5 separate regions of the Homo sapiens genome follow, and all the other regions are linked to region 3. The links are chromatin contacts, found by Hi-C or POLR2A ChIA-PET in ENCODE. All regions are on one chromosome and are shown on one strand. Each heading gives the region's core, a stretch centred on a gene start or an enhancer-like site at or near the end of the contact. The rest is flanking DNA. Distances are from core to core; before and after follow the strand shown. Region 1 holds the start of RNF152 (ring finger protein 152). Region 2 holds the start of LINC03110 (long intergenic non-protein coding RNA 3110). Region 3 holds the start of PMAIP1 (phorbol-12-myristate-13-acetate-induced protein 1). Region 4 overlaps ALPK2 (alpha kinase 2). Region 5 overlaps NEDD4L (NEDD4 like E3 ubiquitin protein ligase).

Region 1 (2,700 bases), core at 43-2,542, 2.0 Mb before region 3:
CGCCCCGTGGCTCTCGGCCGGAGGAGCGGCGGCCGCCGGCCCGGGGCGCGAGTCTGGCTGAAAGGAGCGGGCGCGCCGGGACCACCCGGCGATGCTGTCGCCGCCGCCGCCGCCTCTGTAGCGAGCACCCGAGCCCGCCGCGGAGAAAGGTCAGTGAGTTTCGGTTTGTTTCTCTGCTCTGCCGGCTCCGGATCGGGGGCGGACAGAGGGGTGCGCAGGGATGTCTGCGCCCCTACGGCGGCCGCGCCGAAGCCGTGGAAGCGGGAAAGGGCAGCTGCCGCCTGCTGTAACTGGGGAGATCTTCTGGACCGCGGAGGGGGTGGCGGGGCCGCAGGGTCCCGGGGAGGGGAGCGCGGGGTCTGGCGGGGCACGGGGGAGGTGGTCCCGGGAGTTGCGTGTCTCCTGAGAGCTGGCGGAGTTGGGCGGGCGGCCGCGGCGGGGAGCGGCGCTGTCGGCTGCTCGGCCGAGTCCTCGGATGCCCCCTGGAGCTCCGGTCCGAGGGAGCTTTCCTCGTGCCCGCGCCGCGCGCGCCCCTGGGTGTGCACGTGCGCGCGCGCCCGCCCCAGTTGCGCCCCCGGCCCGCACACACCCCGGCTCATCTTCTCCCGGTCCCCTTGTCTCGCGCCTTCTCCAGCCCTAGAAGTTGCCCCAGGGCCCCTCCCGGGATTAGAGAGCGCTGTGAAGGGCCAGATGTTGGGGGTCTTTTGTGCAGACACACGCGCCTGGGGCGCTTGCTCCTGGAAGGACAGCGGCAGGACAAAGCCAGCTGGACTCGTGGGGCGCTGCTCGGGAAGCGGCGGTCCCCAATCCCGCCTGGGGTCGGGGCATGGCTTGGGGAGCGCTGCCTGGGTCTGGAGAGAGTAGAGAAATCGCCAAAGCAGAGTGACGGTGACTTGATGAGGTGACGGTGACTTGATGAGGTGGCGGTGACTTGATGAGGTGGCGGACAGGGGCAAACGAAAGAAAGATGCTCGGGATTGCCGCGCTGTGTGCCTGTCTGCGCGGCTGACTAGGCGCCCCGCATTCCCATATGACCGGGTTACCTGGTAGATTTTGCCAGTGTGTCTTTGCCCCAAGATGTTATTCCCCACCTGCTCCGATTTCTTTCTTTCCTAGGGCTTACTGTTGCTAGTAGGCGCTCTGCCACCAGAGGGGAACTCGTGGGCGGGGGAGACTGCGGAGGAGGGGGGAGGTGGTTATTTATCCTGTAGAGACAATTAGGAGCCGTGACGCCCCCTTCTCGGCCGCCAGCCCTCCACACCTCATCTGCCTTGCTCCACCTCCCTAGTGCACCCGCTCCAGCCCCGTCTGCCCAGGAGGGCGCTTGGATTTCCTTCTCCGCGGCGCGTATCTAACCCTTCCTGCATGTATTTCACTGCAGGCTGAAGAAAGCTCAGTCTCAATTGTGTTTCCTGCCTGTCAGCCTCTTGCCTCCTAAACGTGTACCATTTCCACTTGATGTCATCACGCAGAAGGGGTGAAAGAGACTCGGTGACAGATACAGGTAACCCCCCACGATCTGGGTAGCGCCTGGGTGTCTCTGGGTCATTTGGGCCGACAGTGCTGGCACAGGGCTGTTTGGGTGGTTTCTGCATCAACATCGTTCCTATCTGTGAGAAGGTGTGGGGGCTGCTAAAACTCCTGGTTCAAAGAAATAAATTGCAAATGACTTTATACCTTCCCTTTGAAGAAGCCATTGGAGGTAGGTGCAGGGTGAATTTGGGATTGTAGAAATCCCACCTGGTTTCCTTTCATGGGAATTTTGATATAATTCATACACAGGCAGTTGTATCTGAATGTTAGGTTTCCATAGATGCCTGCTTTCTTATCTGTAGTAATAGATTTAGGCTTCAGTCTAGAGGTGGGGTATCCTTTGTTGAAAAGGTATCATTGGAAGGCTGATTGTACTTTTGCCCAGTGCTCTAATTGAGCACCGGTCAAATGCAGTGACCTTCGTATGAAATACTGTCTTTCTTCTGTTCCTTCATTGTAATAGTGTTTGCAATATTAAGAGAGACATGCTAGCAGTGAGTACTGGGAGGTGGAAGGGAGGGCTGTTGGGGGCAGCAGAAAGAGAACAGAGAAAACAGCTTGAGTGAAGTTTCCATTTAGATAGCCATGAACCAGTAGACTCTCATTCTGGATTTTATCTTTAGGTTATTGGGGCTTTTCCAAAAACTCTGGCCTGTTCTTTTCTTTCCAAGGATAGTTCTGTTTTGATGTCAGCCTAGCCAGATCTGGGGTTATCTTGATAAGAGTGCAATGAAAAAACGTAACCTTCAGACTTAGCAGGACACTCCGGCATTAGCATTTTCTGCTAGAGGGCAGAGTCCTGCGCATCCTACACTAGTAGCAGGGAATAAGAATGGTTATGGAAATGGGCTTTCGATTTTTCTTGTAGGAAGACAGATTGCTGAGGGCCAAAGGCTCCTGGTCTACTCTCTTTTACATTGCAGTAACACCTTGGTATCTGTGACAGATTCTCTCTTCACCATTTTCCTCCAAATCCCTTGAAAAATGAAGTTAAAAACTTGAAAGATTTATTATTCACCTCCAATGTAGTTTTGTTTTGGAAGGTGACTTTAAAAACATAGGTGACACTAGCATTTATCCTTCTACTACAAGCATTCAGGAGTCACTAGTAAAAGCAGTTGAGTTATCTAGTCCCAGGTGAAACAAAGGCCAGTGCTTTGCAAAGAT
Region 2 (2,700 bases), core at 9-2,508, 1.2 Mb after region 3:
GTTCTAAGTAGTAAGGGACTTTGGATAAGGGAGAAACTTAAAAAAGTTACAGTGGCTGAAGAAAGCCTAAGAGAAAAGTAGGGGCCTAAATTGTACCTGAAGGCTGGGCAGAGTTGGAAGGACATATTAGTTCCTCCAGACAGGAGAACATATGATCAAAGACTACCTGTGGACAATTATCACAGATCAAAGACTAGCTGGGGACAATGATCACAGTGACTGCAGGATGGTGGAATACTTATGAAGCAAATAATATGTAAATAAGATTTATTTGTGTCAGGGAGGGGGCAGCATTTAAATAACCGGCAGTTGAAAATTGTACCATATTAGTTATATGTCTAAAATTAGATGTTCAGAATAAACAGCTATTTCAGAAGAATGGACACAGTATTAAATTAAAATACAAGTAAGATTTATTTGTTGGAGGAAGTGGGAGAGGAAGGTACATGTTCAGTTGACTCAACAGTTTAAATCATACCTAAGACATTTACATATCAGCTATATGCTAATCCTTATATGATAATTAGTAATTAAATTCATTTTGCAAAAACATCAGTGAAAGCTTTGCTGTGAAACAGTTTTGTAGGAGGCTAGTTGAAATTATTGTTAAATGCCTATTTGAAAGGGCAATTAGTTAGACTATTCTGTAGTTCAAGCTTTTCACTAAGTGACTTAGTGAGTTATACTTAATGAAGTTCTGTTATATATAGATCAGAGGTCCGAAGCTCTTGGAAATTCTTATATTTTAATAAAGTAAGCAGTCAAGAACTGTTTAATGATAATAAGAGTAGCTTGACACAGATACATATTTAGTCACCTGTTTAACAATCACAGAATATCAACCCTAAAGAGCACCTTAGCTGACCTAGGCCAAGACCTTCAGCATCAGACAGTCTTGTAGCCTGGAGAGATTTTTCTCTGTCTCTTCCTAAACCTCTACTATAGTGGTTCTTAAAGTGTGGTCCTGCCTCAGCAACATCAGGGACCTTTTGAAAAATGTAAATTCTGGCTGGGTGTGGTGGCTCACACCTGTAATCCCAGCACTTTGGGAGGCTGAGGTGGGCTGATCACTTGAGGTCAGGAGTTTGAGACCAGCCTGGCCAACATGACGAAACCCTGTCTCTACCAAAAATATAAAAAATTAGCCGGGTATGGCAGCACGCACCTGTAATCCCAGCTACTTGGGAGGCTGAGCCAGGAGAATTGCTTGAACCCGGCAGGCAGAGGTTGCAGTGAGTCGAGATCTTGCCACTGTACTCCAGCCTGGGTGACAGAGCGAGACTCCATCTCAAAAAAAAAAAAAAAAAAAAAGAGTTAAAAACATGCAAATTCTTAGGCCCCACCTCTGATCCCCTGATCGACTGAATCGAAACTCTGGGGTGGACCCAACAATATGTAGCTTAGTAAGCCCTCCAGGTGATCCTGATCCACACTGGGGTTTGAGAACTGTTTCCCCACACTACAGCTTCAAAATATCTTGAGGAAATAACTTCTCTTAGATCACTCTTAGCCACACAGAGAAATACTTCCTGTTTTATGTCTAAATTTATCTTCCTAAAGCTTTGAAGGGTGGAGCACACTATCTTCAGAAGTGTAGATACTTTTTTCACATTCCTTTATGGGCAACATGCTAGGGTGCATCTCAGCAGAAGGGTGGCCAAGCCTGGGAGGGGATGAAGACAGAGCTGGCACTAAGCAGGGACATGGGGAAACAAGGGCTGATCTTAGCCATTATTTGATTATTTGATAATCCAAGATTCACTCCAAAGAGGAGCACAGCATAGTCTGGTTCAGCACCTGGGTTTTTAAGACTAATAACACTGAGTCAGAGATTCACAAGGTTGTGGGGGGAATCTTTGGACCTAGGTAGTAGAGATAAAATGACGGGAATCATCTATACTGGCCAACATTGTTCTAGAAATTGTCTGAATAAAGCATAACAGAATAGAGAAGGGTCCAACCCTCTGGGGATATAGCATTGACAAGGAAAAAATGACCTCAGATGACTGGCTGCAATTTAGGGCAGGATTCTACTGCTCCCCTCCCCCTCATTTCTGCCAACCCAGCATTAGCTAAGAAATCCAGGGATCCAGGATGTACAAGTAATGAGGGCGGAAGGAGCACATAGGTGGTCCAACTGTGCTGCTGAGGTCTTCCCAGCACTGTTTGGGATCTGTTCCAGAGAAGGGAAGGACTGTGCAGATAGCTGGTGGCTACTGCTTTGTCTGCCTAGAGTGGAGTAGCACTCTGTTCTCAGGAATACTGCTTTCCACAGTGTGGTTTAATGGGATCCCCCAGTTTCTGACTGATCTGCTTCCCTAACTCAGTGATTGGCTACAGATAGGCATGTTCCCCAAATTCAGTCCTGAGACTTCTGACCTTCAACCAGATGGAAGATCTTGGGTTTGCTCAGGTGGCAAACCTGTGAGGTATGAGTCTGAGCTGTTCGGTGGCCATGTCCCACAGGCTGTGCAGAAGAAGCCAGTCTGTGGTGGGAGAGAGTGGCTGGTGCACTGAGAGAAGCAGAAACAAGAGACAGAGAAAGGGCGGGTGGTGTTCCAGTCCCAGGTGTGGTCAGTCCTGAGGTCCAGCTCATACCCACCTTTCCTGCAGTTCAGTTGGGTGAGCCTACAAATCTCCCTTTTCTGCCTAAGCCAAATTGTTCCTGTGGATACAGTGTCTAACTTCTTGTCATCTTTC
Region 3 (2,700 bases), core at 135-2,634:
ACCATTCAGCGTCCGACACTGGAAGCCCTGAATTCTAAGTGGAAAAGTTATCCCTTTCACCAAAAATGTAGAAAACAAGGCAGAAAATACTTCCCGGTCATTTCCTTAATTTTTTAAAAATTGCATTACACACCTATAAATGTATTAGTATCAATCAAATCAAGTTTAAGAGGGACTTTGTGCTGCTTCCTGTTCTTGGGAATTAAGTCGGACCAGAAAGTGCTATGCATAAGTAAGATCCTTCAGAAAGAAACAAGGTCAGAATCCTAAGACATCACAAAAGGTAGACAAAGCTTTTTCCATCCCACACAAGCGCCAGAGACAGCAGCCTGTTACCAACTTAGGCATGGTCACATTTGCAATGCACCACTTCCTTCGCACGCCCCAGGAGCTCTATAAAATGAAAGTAACTTAAAAGGTGGGGGGGGCGTATAATCGTCTGATGCAACAGCAGTATGGCCCACACAGACTTCGGGCTCTGGGCAGTGACTGGGTTCTCTGTTTAGATTTAGAAAAAGCATGGGGCCGGGGCGCTGGCCTGAAAACTTACGATGGAGCTGTATGTATCGGGGTGGGGAGTGCGAATGAATGAATGAAAAAAAGGAGCGGACTAACTCCTATTCTCCTATCCCCACCTCCCACAATATCGATTATTTAAATGTTACAAGATTTTCTAGGCTCCTGAACACAGGGGCCCTTGTGGGGCCGTCTCTGGAAGCGCTGGGAGTCCAGGCGGTCCCCGGGGCTCTCTCCTGCCCCTTCTGCCGCGACAATGACTTTCTCCTAGAGACAGCCGCCTACACTTGCACTTGTTCCTCGTGGCCCCGGGGAAGGGCAAGTGGCGAGGAGGAAAGAGAGGAGGAAAGGAGCTTTTTGCCCCTGGTGAAACGCAGCTGCATCCCAATCGCAAATCCGGCTTGGTCCCTCGCCGTACCCGCCGTACCCGCCGGTCCTGGGGAAAAACCCCGAAGAACTTTCTGGAGGCGCCCCTAAGGCTCGCGCCAGGGCACAGACCTGGCCCGACCTTGACCCCCGTGCAGTCTGTGCTTGAGCCCCGGCGAGCTGAGCCCGCCCCAGCCGAGACCTCGACCCCGGCCCCGACCCCGCCCGGCCTGGGTCTTCGCTGGCCCCAGCGGGTCGGTACCTGCTGGAGCCCGCGCGGGGCTCGGTTGAGCGTTCTTGCGCGCCTTCTTCCCAGGCATCTCCGCCGGTGCCGCCGCCCACTCAGCTACAGAGCCCGGGAACCTCAGCCTCCAACTGGAGCACCTCGGACAGCTGCAGGACGCGAGCTGAACACGAACAGTCCTGCAGGCAGGGATGCTGGGATCGGGTGTCCGGACGCGCGGAGATGCCAACTACACACGGTGAGTGCCCGGGAAACTCTGAGATCCCCGCGCCAGAGACCACGCTTTTGTCCAGTGAGAACTTCCCTGGTGACGTAGGGAAACTAGACGCCCGGCCCGCCCCTGTCCCCGCCCCTGTCCCCGCCCCGCAGACGGCGTTATGGGAGCGGACGCGGGACGCGGGCGGGGAAGTACCCCGCTGAGCGCGACCTGCCCGGACACGCTCCCGACCCGCGGCGGCGCCGACCCGCGGCGGGGGGCGCAGAGCGCTCGGCCCCGAAATTACTTCCTTACAAAACGAGGTGGGAGGAGAAGGGGGTCGGCTTTGACCATCTGCAAACGCTGGACGTCGTCAGCGGCAGTGGTGGCGGGAGCTGGGAGTGGCGGGAGCTGGGAGTGGCGGGAGGGGAAGGGTTTAACCAGGAGGAACGTTGTGGGTGGGGAGAGACCAGAGGCCTTGGCAATTAGAGACTTGGGTAAACAAGCCCAGAAAAGAGATTGGAAAAGGAAACTTTTCGAACTTGAAGAGTATGGGCAGTAACAGGGAAGGGAAATGAGAAGAACCTTAATCACCGCAGAGGAGATGCCAGAGGCCCTGTGAGAAAGCTCCGGGTCCCAGGAAGTCACTGCAAACAGAAGCCCTGGTGCCAGCCAGAAAGAACATCGTGTTTGAGTTGGGAAGGGATTTGTGTGTGTCCTTCCAGATAGGTCGATATCGCCCATTGTGGATGTTTAGCAAAAACGAGTGGATCGTTATCATATGGAAAACGTTCAAATCTTTTGTGGGAGGGCTGAGCTACCTGGGAACGTGAAATTATTTGCATAATGTTTGGCGAGGCCATGAGTAATTCTACTATTATGAAGAGGAGTAATTAGGAGTGGTTAACGGTTACTGAGAGCCGCTTCATGCTAAGGACTTTGACATGCATTTTCTCATTCCGTCCTCAGAACAACCGTTGCTACTTTACGGGTGCAGAAACTGAGGTTTGTAGAAAATTGCCCAAGTTCACTTAGGCAGAGAGCACTGCCCTGATTCCGAACCAGGCAGGCCCACAGAGAGCAAGAGCTCTTACCCACTGTAGCCTTCCCAGCAATCAGTTTCTTAGAAAATGTGTGTTTTCGCCGAACGCGGTGGCTCACGCCTGTAATCCCAGCTCTTTGGGAGGCCGAGGCGGGTGGTTCGTTTGAGGCCAGGAGTTCGAGACCAGCCTTGCCAATATGGTGAAACCCCGTCTCTACTGAAATACAAAAGATTAGCCGGCCTTGGTGGTGCACGCCTGTCGTCCCAGTTGCTTGGGCGGCTGAGGCACGAGAATCGCTTGAACCTGGGAGGCGGAGGTTGCAGTGAGCCGAGATC
Region 4 (2,700 bases), core at 184-2,683, 1.4 Mb after region 3:
TGTGGACAGAGCAGACTTTAGGAGCTATGAAGAGAATTTCCAAGAAAGAGGAAGTGAAACAAAGCAGGGGGTCCAGCAGCAGAGCCTGTCCCAGCAGGGTTCTCTTTCTGCACCTGATTTCCAACAAAGTTTGCCTACGACATCTGCTGCACAAGAGGAAAGAAACTTGGTGCCCACGGCCCACTCACCCGCAAGCTCTAGGGAAGGAGCAGGGCAGCGCTCAGGTTGGGGGACGAGGGTCTCCGTGGTGGCTGAAACTGCTGGGGAAGAAGACAGTCAGGCTCTGAGCAACGTTCCATCTCTCTCTGATATCCTTTTGGAAGAGTCTAAAGAATATAGACCTGGAAATTGGGAGGCAGGCAACAAGCTGAAGATTATAACTCTAGAGGCTTCCGCTTCTGAAATCTGGCCACCACGACAACTGACAAATTCTGAGAGCAAGGCATCAGACGGTGGTCTCATAATTCCTGACAAGGTCTGGGCTGTACCTGATAGTCTAAAGGCAGATGCTGTTGTGCCTGAATTGGCCCCCTCTGAAATAGCAGCATTGGCTCACAGTCCAGAGGATGCTGAGTCAGCCCTTGCTGATAGCAGAGAAAGCCATAAAGGCGAAGAGCCCACCATCAGTGTACATTGGAGAAGTCTTTCTTCCCGGGGTTTCAGCCAACCCAGACTCCTGGAGTCATCCGTGGACCCTGTAGATGAAAAGGAGTTATCTGTCACAGATTCACTGTCAGCGGCTTCTGAAACTGGAGGGAAGGAAAATGTTAACAATGTGAGTCAAGACCAGGAGGAAAAACAACTCAAGATGGATCACACTGCCTTCTTTAAAAAGTTTCTGACCTGCCCTAAAATCCTAGAGTCCTCTGTAGATCCCATTGATGAGATAAGTGTGATAGAGTACACCAGGGCTGGAAAACCAGAGCCCTCTGAAACCACACCACAGGGCGCCAGAGAAGGGGGTCAATCAAATGACGGAAACATGGGCCACGAAGCGGAAATCCAGCCGGCCATTTTGCAAGTTCCATGTCTCCAGGGAACCATTCTGAGTGAAAATAGAATCAGCAGAAGCCAAGAAGGCAGTATGAAGCAGGAGGCTGAACAAATTCAACCTGAGGAGGCAAAAACTGCCATTTGGCAAGTCCTGCAACCCAGCGAAGGCGGTGAAAGAATTCCAAGTGGATGTAGCATAGGCCAAATACAAGAAAGCAGTGATGGGAGCTTAGGGGAGGCTGAGCAAAGCAAAAAGGACAAAGCAGAATTGATTTCCCCCACTTCACCTCTTTCTAGTTGTCTTCCAATAATGACTCACGCTTCTCTTGGGGTTGACACGCACAACTCCACAGGCCAAATTCATGACGTCCCTGAAAATGACATAGTTGAGCCCAGAAAGCGTCAGTATGTGTTTCCTGTTTCACAGAAAAGGGGAACTATTGAGAATGAGCGTGGGAAACCTTTGCCCTCTTCTCCTGATCTTACCAGGTTCCCTTGTACTTCATCTCCTGAAGGAAATGTCACAGACTTTTTGATAAGCCACAAAATGGAGGAACCTAAAATAGAGGTGCTTCAAATTGGGGAAACCAAACCCCCAAGCTCATCTAGCTCCTCAGCGAAGACCTTGGCATTTATTTCAGGAGAACGTGAGTTAGAGAAAGCCCCTAAATTACTGCAGGATCCATGTCAAAAGGGCACCCTGGGCTGTGCGAAAAAGTCCAGGGAGAGAGAGAAGTCCCTGGAAGCCCGAGCAGGCAAATCGCCAGGGACCCTCACAGCAGTGACGGGGTCAGAGGAGGTCAAGAGGAAGCCAGAAGCCCCAGGCAGTGGACATTTAGCTGAGGGAGTAAAGAAGAAAATTTTGTCCAGGGTGGCAGCACTGAGGCTGAAACTGGAAGAAAAGGAAAATATCAGAAAGAACTCAGCCTTTCTTAAAAAGATGCCCAAACTCGAAACATCATTATCACACACAGAAGAGAAACAAGACCCAAAAAAGCCATCTTGCAAAAGAGAAGGAAGAGGTGAGGTTCTGTTGCTGTCCATCATTGTTAAAGTTTGGGCTTGTAGACCAGGTATCCAGTTCCTGTGTCCTCGAGGGTCCTTTGCAATTAAGGCCAGTGTCCCCCAGGTGGGCATTGATGCTATGGTTGTGGCCAAGTGGCTTCAGCATGTGGCATCAGAATCACCTGGAGGACTTGTTAAAACCCAGATTGCTCCCCTCCCCCAGTGTGTGAAATTTGCACTTCTAACAAGTTCCCAGGTGATCTATCGGGAGAACCACGATTGAGAACCACTGATAAAGGCCGCCTGTAGGCATGTCTGTTGGAGGGGAATGTGATGAAGGTGCTTTTCCGTTTCATTATCCTCTTTTACAAAATCTATTTAAAAATATAAACAGAAGCATTAATCAGTGTAGCTAATTAGTATAATGAAATAGACCATGCACTAAGCAGGATTTGTGGAAATGAATATTTTGGTACAAATTGGGATTCTCCTCTTTAATCACTGATTTTTCATTAAAAATAACTTCCTTGAACCTTGGTTTTTTCTTCCAAATTTGAGTGTAACATTTCTTTTCAACTCACCCTTCCCATTTATCTAAATCTAAAATCCTCTGAGGTCTCTGTTCTAGGTTTCAGACCACTCAAGCCTCAAAAGTCCTTGATCAACCTCTACCTATGATGCTGTTAAAAAAAAAAAAAAAGT
Region 5 (2,700 bases), core at 86-2,585, 1.8 Mb after region 3:
GATACTGCGTTATTTGCATTACTTTTTGTTATATTGTTATTTTTCATTTTTCTAAATTTCTGAATATCTTCAATCTGCAGTTGGTTGAATCTGCAGAGGGAGAACCTGCAGATGGGGGTGGGGGTTAACTGTATTTTTAAAAGGAAGAAAATTTGATGTCAAAATTGGTTCTGTGAGTGGGCCCTGAGAGAGAATTCACTGAAAGAAAAGTGTTATCATACTTATTGCACAGAATTTTTGCCACATATTTCCAGGGTCAATTTTGTTCACTTTCTGGTTCTGATTATGTCTTCAATAGGTGGGGTTACAGCATAACAAGTTTCAGGAAAGTGAGCCGTTATAGTAGTTAAAAGTTGATTTTTAATCAGTCTTCCTAGGCCCTGTGTCTCTGGAGACATGTGAGCCACAGCTCACCAAGCAGTCACCACCCCCCACCCCTCTGTACCATTACTGCCTCTCACACAATGGAAATGTATTCAAATGCAGGCAGTCATGGAGGGGGAAGAAGATGAGAAGAAAGGAAATACATACCCGACCTTAATTCAAAATGATTTATCAGAGCTTAAATAAACATTCAGGGAAAGAAAAACAGAGGAAAAAAAAGATAAAATTAGGCTAGGAGTTAAGTGGATGTAGAAAAACTAACCAACCAAGGAAGGCAACACACTGGCCCTTGCTGGTAAAGCTTCTTGGTAGCCACATCAACATTAGGGTCTTAATAAATGGGTTGTGAACCATTTGCTTCTATACTAATTTAAAATAATACCCCCATTCATGTCATCATGAATAATTCACCCACTTTCCAAAAAGCACCCAACATGACACAATTAAACAAAAAAAAGTTCTCCATCCTGGCTCATTCTCTCTCTTGGTTTACAGTTGACATTTGCTATGAAGTAACTGACAAAGGCAGAACAACCATCCAAAGAGGTTTACAAATGCATCTGCCTTTGAATAAAAATGCATAGAATACGGAAAGCATTTCCATCTGGGAATACAGTTTTCTATTTCATGATGTCATTCTGTAATTTACTAATTGCAGGGTATGCAAAAATCTAATGTGCAAATGGAGGCTCGCAGGCCCAGTGCAATGAGCAACAGTCACTTGCTACTCAAATGACACTCGACACGGACGGAACCGAGAAATACTTATTGGAAACCTCAGCCCTCATTACCCAAAACAAAGAACGGGCTCTTTCCATGACCAGGCACTCCAGACACCAAATGCAAATTAAACCAACAGAACAAAAACTGTATTCAGAAGGCGCAGATTGCAAAAGCCTTGTTCTGAGTTCAGCCATTCACAGACCCTGAGGAGGACATCGCCCTCAGAGAAACACAGCTGGGCCACGCTGAATATGCCAGGAGTGATGCTCCTTTTAAGCCCAGAGATGTTCGACTCCACTTATCTAAGTCTTTCTACTTAGTAGTTTTCCTTCTCCTGGTTGGCTGTATCAGATGACTACTGAAATTTCATCTGATAGAAAAAGACATCCATTCCCTGCTGACATTTTTTGAAGCCATTGCTAAACTTCCATAACCCATAATCAAGTTATTTCTTTTTCATCCAGGCACGGTGGCTCACACCTATAATCCCAGCACTTTGGAAGGCAAAGGAGGGAGGATCCCTTGAGCCCAGGACCTTGAAACCAGCCTGGGCAAGCCAGTGAGACCTCATCTCTACAAAAAATACAAAAATTAGCCAGACATGGTGGTGTGCGCCTGTCATCCCAGCTACTCGGGAGGCCAAGGCTAGAGGGTCACTTGAGCAAGGAGGTCAAGGCTGCAGTGAGCCATATTCGCACCACTGCACTCCAGCCTGGATGGCAGAGCAAGACCCTGTCTCAAAAGAAAATATTTTTTTAATTAAAAATAAAAACATTCTTTCTTTTCTGCCCCCTAAAAGGAGCCTCCCACTCCAATATCCATTTCCATTAATGCCTACATCAGCTAAGTACGTAGGAGGAAGATGTTTCCTCAGGTTTTGCAGGTTTGTTTGTTTTTAAGGCCTTGCCCACTATGAGAGAGAGCCTGGTTTATGAACAAGTCAAAATCTCTTGCTCAGAAGAGAGATCTGGAATGCTTTAGCCAAGCTGTGGCCCAGCCTCTGTTCTCAATGTAAGAAAGGTCCCCAAAGGGTATTTTAATCCTATTCGTGAAACTTGAGTTTAGGATAAGGTCTTGGCGTTCAAAAGGCATACATAGACCAGGGGAAAGGAGCTGTCCTCTGGATCTGTTTGCTAAAACAATTTATCACCTTGGGAAAGTCCCTTAACCACCAATTGTCTCTCTCAAGCAGGTGGCAAGTAAATTACACTGTCATTACTCTGGCCTCTAAGGGAACTGGCTTGAGAGCTACAGTCTAACATAAATCTCAACTTTCAGAGGTAATTTCAGAATCGGCCATGATGTTAAGGGGCCTTAATGACTGATAGCCCAAGGAAGTGGTCCTCCTCACCCTACCACAGACAAGTGCTCCTCCCCACTCCAGACAGGGAAAATAGTACTCACTTCCCTGAGCCCACAGCAGCAGGCAGGTCCTGTGCTTCCTTTACCGAGCCCGAGGATGCATCATCCCAGCATGCTTCTGTCTTTGTCTTGGCTGCCAGGAAACTCAGAGCTGCCATTGGCTTCAGGAGTCCTTGAAATCAGTATTTTATCCCTTCTTTTCTGGTTCTATGATGATCACTTTCATTTTGG

Evidence for each region. A loop is a pair of places that touch in the nucleus more often than their neighbours do. ChIA-PET counts read pairs that join two places held with the same protein, here RNA polymerase II (POLR2A). Pooled maps may share reads with other maps.
Region 1: a pooled map shows a loop between it and region 3 (17-fold over the local background). The contact joins the promoter of RNF152 here to the promoter of PMAIP1 in region 3. A Hi-C loop is called at or near these places in 7 of 50 pooled maps. POLR2A ChIA-PET finds 5 or more read pairs at or near these places in 2 of 52 experiments (HEK293 and MCF 10A).
Region 2: a loop to region 3 is called in a map with no recorded cell type, with 5 times the contacts of the local background. The contact joins the promoter of LINC03110 here to the promoter of PMAIP1 in region 3. A Hi-C loop is called at or near these places in 1 of 37 single-sample maps with no recorded cell type and 3 of 50 pooled maps. POLR2A ChIA-PET finds 5 or more read pairs at or near these places in 2 of 52 experiments (GM10248 and activated B cell).
Region 4: a loop to region 3 is called in a pooled map, with 5 times the contacts of the local background. The contact joins the enhancer-like site here to the promoter of PMAIP1 in region 3. A Hi-C loop is called at or near these places in 3 of 37 single-sample maps with no recorded cell type and 7 of 50 pooled maps. POLR2A ChIA-PET finds 5 or more read pairs at or near these places in 1 of 52 experiments (activated naive CD4-positive, alpha-beta T cell).
Region 5: a loop to region 3 is called in a map with no recorded cell type, with 6 times the contacts of the local background. The contact joins the enhancer-like site here to the promoter of PMAIP1 in region 3. A Hi-C loop is called at or near these places in 1 of 37 single-sample maps with no recorded cell type. POLR2A ChIA-PET finds 5 or more read pairs at or near these places in 1 of 52 experiments (Caco-2).

Annotation. Positions count from the first base shown.
Region 1 is chr18:61,891,599-61,894,298 of GRCh38, reverse strand. It overlaps RNF152 (ring finger protein 152), which reads left to right and starts at 1,292. Exons shown (of 2, transcript NM_173557.3): 1 at 1,292-1,504. RefSeq lists a silencer at 1-106.
Region 2 is chr18:58,657,097-58,659,796 of GRCh38, reverse strand. It overlaps LINC03110 (long intergenic non-protein coding RNA 3110), which reads right to left and starts at 1,258. Exons shown (of 4, transcript NR_187442.1): 1 at 1,166-1,258.
Region 3 is chr18:59,898,680-59,901,379 of GRCh38, reverse strand. It overlaps PMAIP1 (phorbol-12-myristate-13-acetate-induced protein 1), which reads right to left and starts at 1,384. Exons shown (of 2, transcript NM_021127.3): 1 at 1,145-1,384. The coding sequence starts at 1,202. RefSeq lists silencers at 1,018-1,227, 1,378-1,787 and an enhancer at 1,544-2,295.
Region 4 is chr18:58,534,149-58,536,848 of GRCh38, reverse strand. It overlaps ALPK2 (alpha kinase 2), which reads left to right. Exons shown (of 13, transcript NM_052947.4): 5 at 1-2,015. Among named protein-coding and RNA genes, the nearest start is that of ALPK2-AS1, 22 kb to the left of the region's middle. RefSeq lists enhancers at 290-349, 910-1,109, 1,170-1,389, 308-1,507, 1,500-1,549 and 1 more. Within about 2 kb of position 1,433, at least 3 of the 41 ENCODE cell types and tissues checked have a DNase peak (open chromatin) inside an H3K27ac peak, as active enhancers do.
Region 5 is chr18:58,099,971-58,102,670 of GRCh38, reverse strand. The region is part of intron 1 of NEDD4L (NEDD4 like E3 ubiquitin protein ligase); the gene reads right to left. Among named protein-coding and RNA genes, the nearest start is that of NEDD4L, 57 kb to the right of the region's middle. Within about 2 kb of position 1,335, at least 3 of the 41 ENCODE cell types and tissues checked have a DNase peak (open chromatin) inside an H3K27ac peak, as active enhancers do.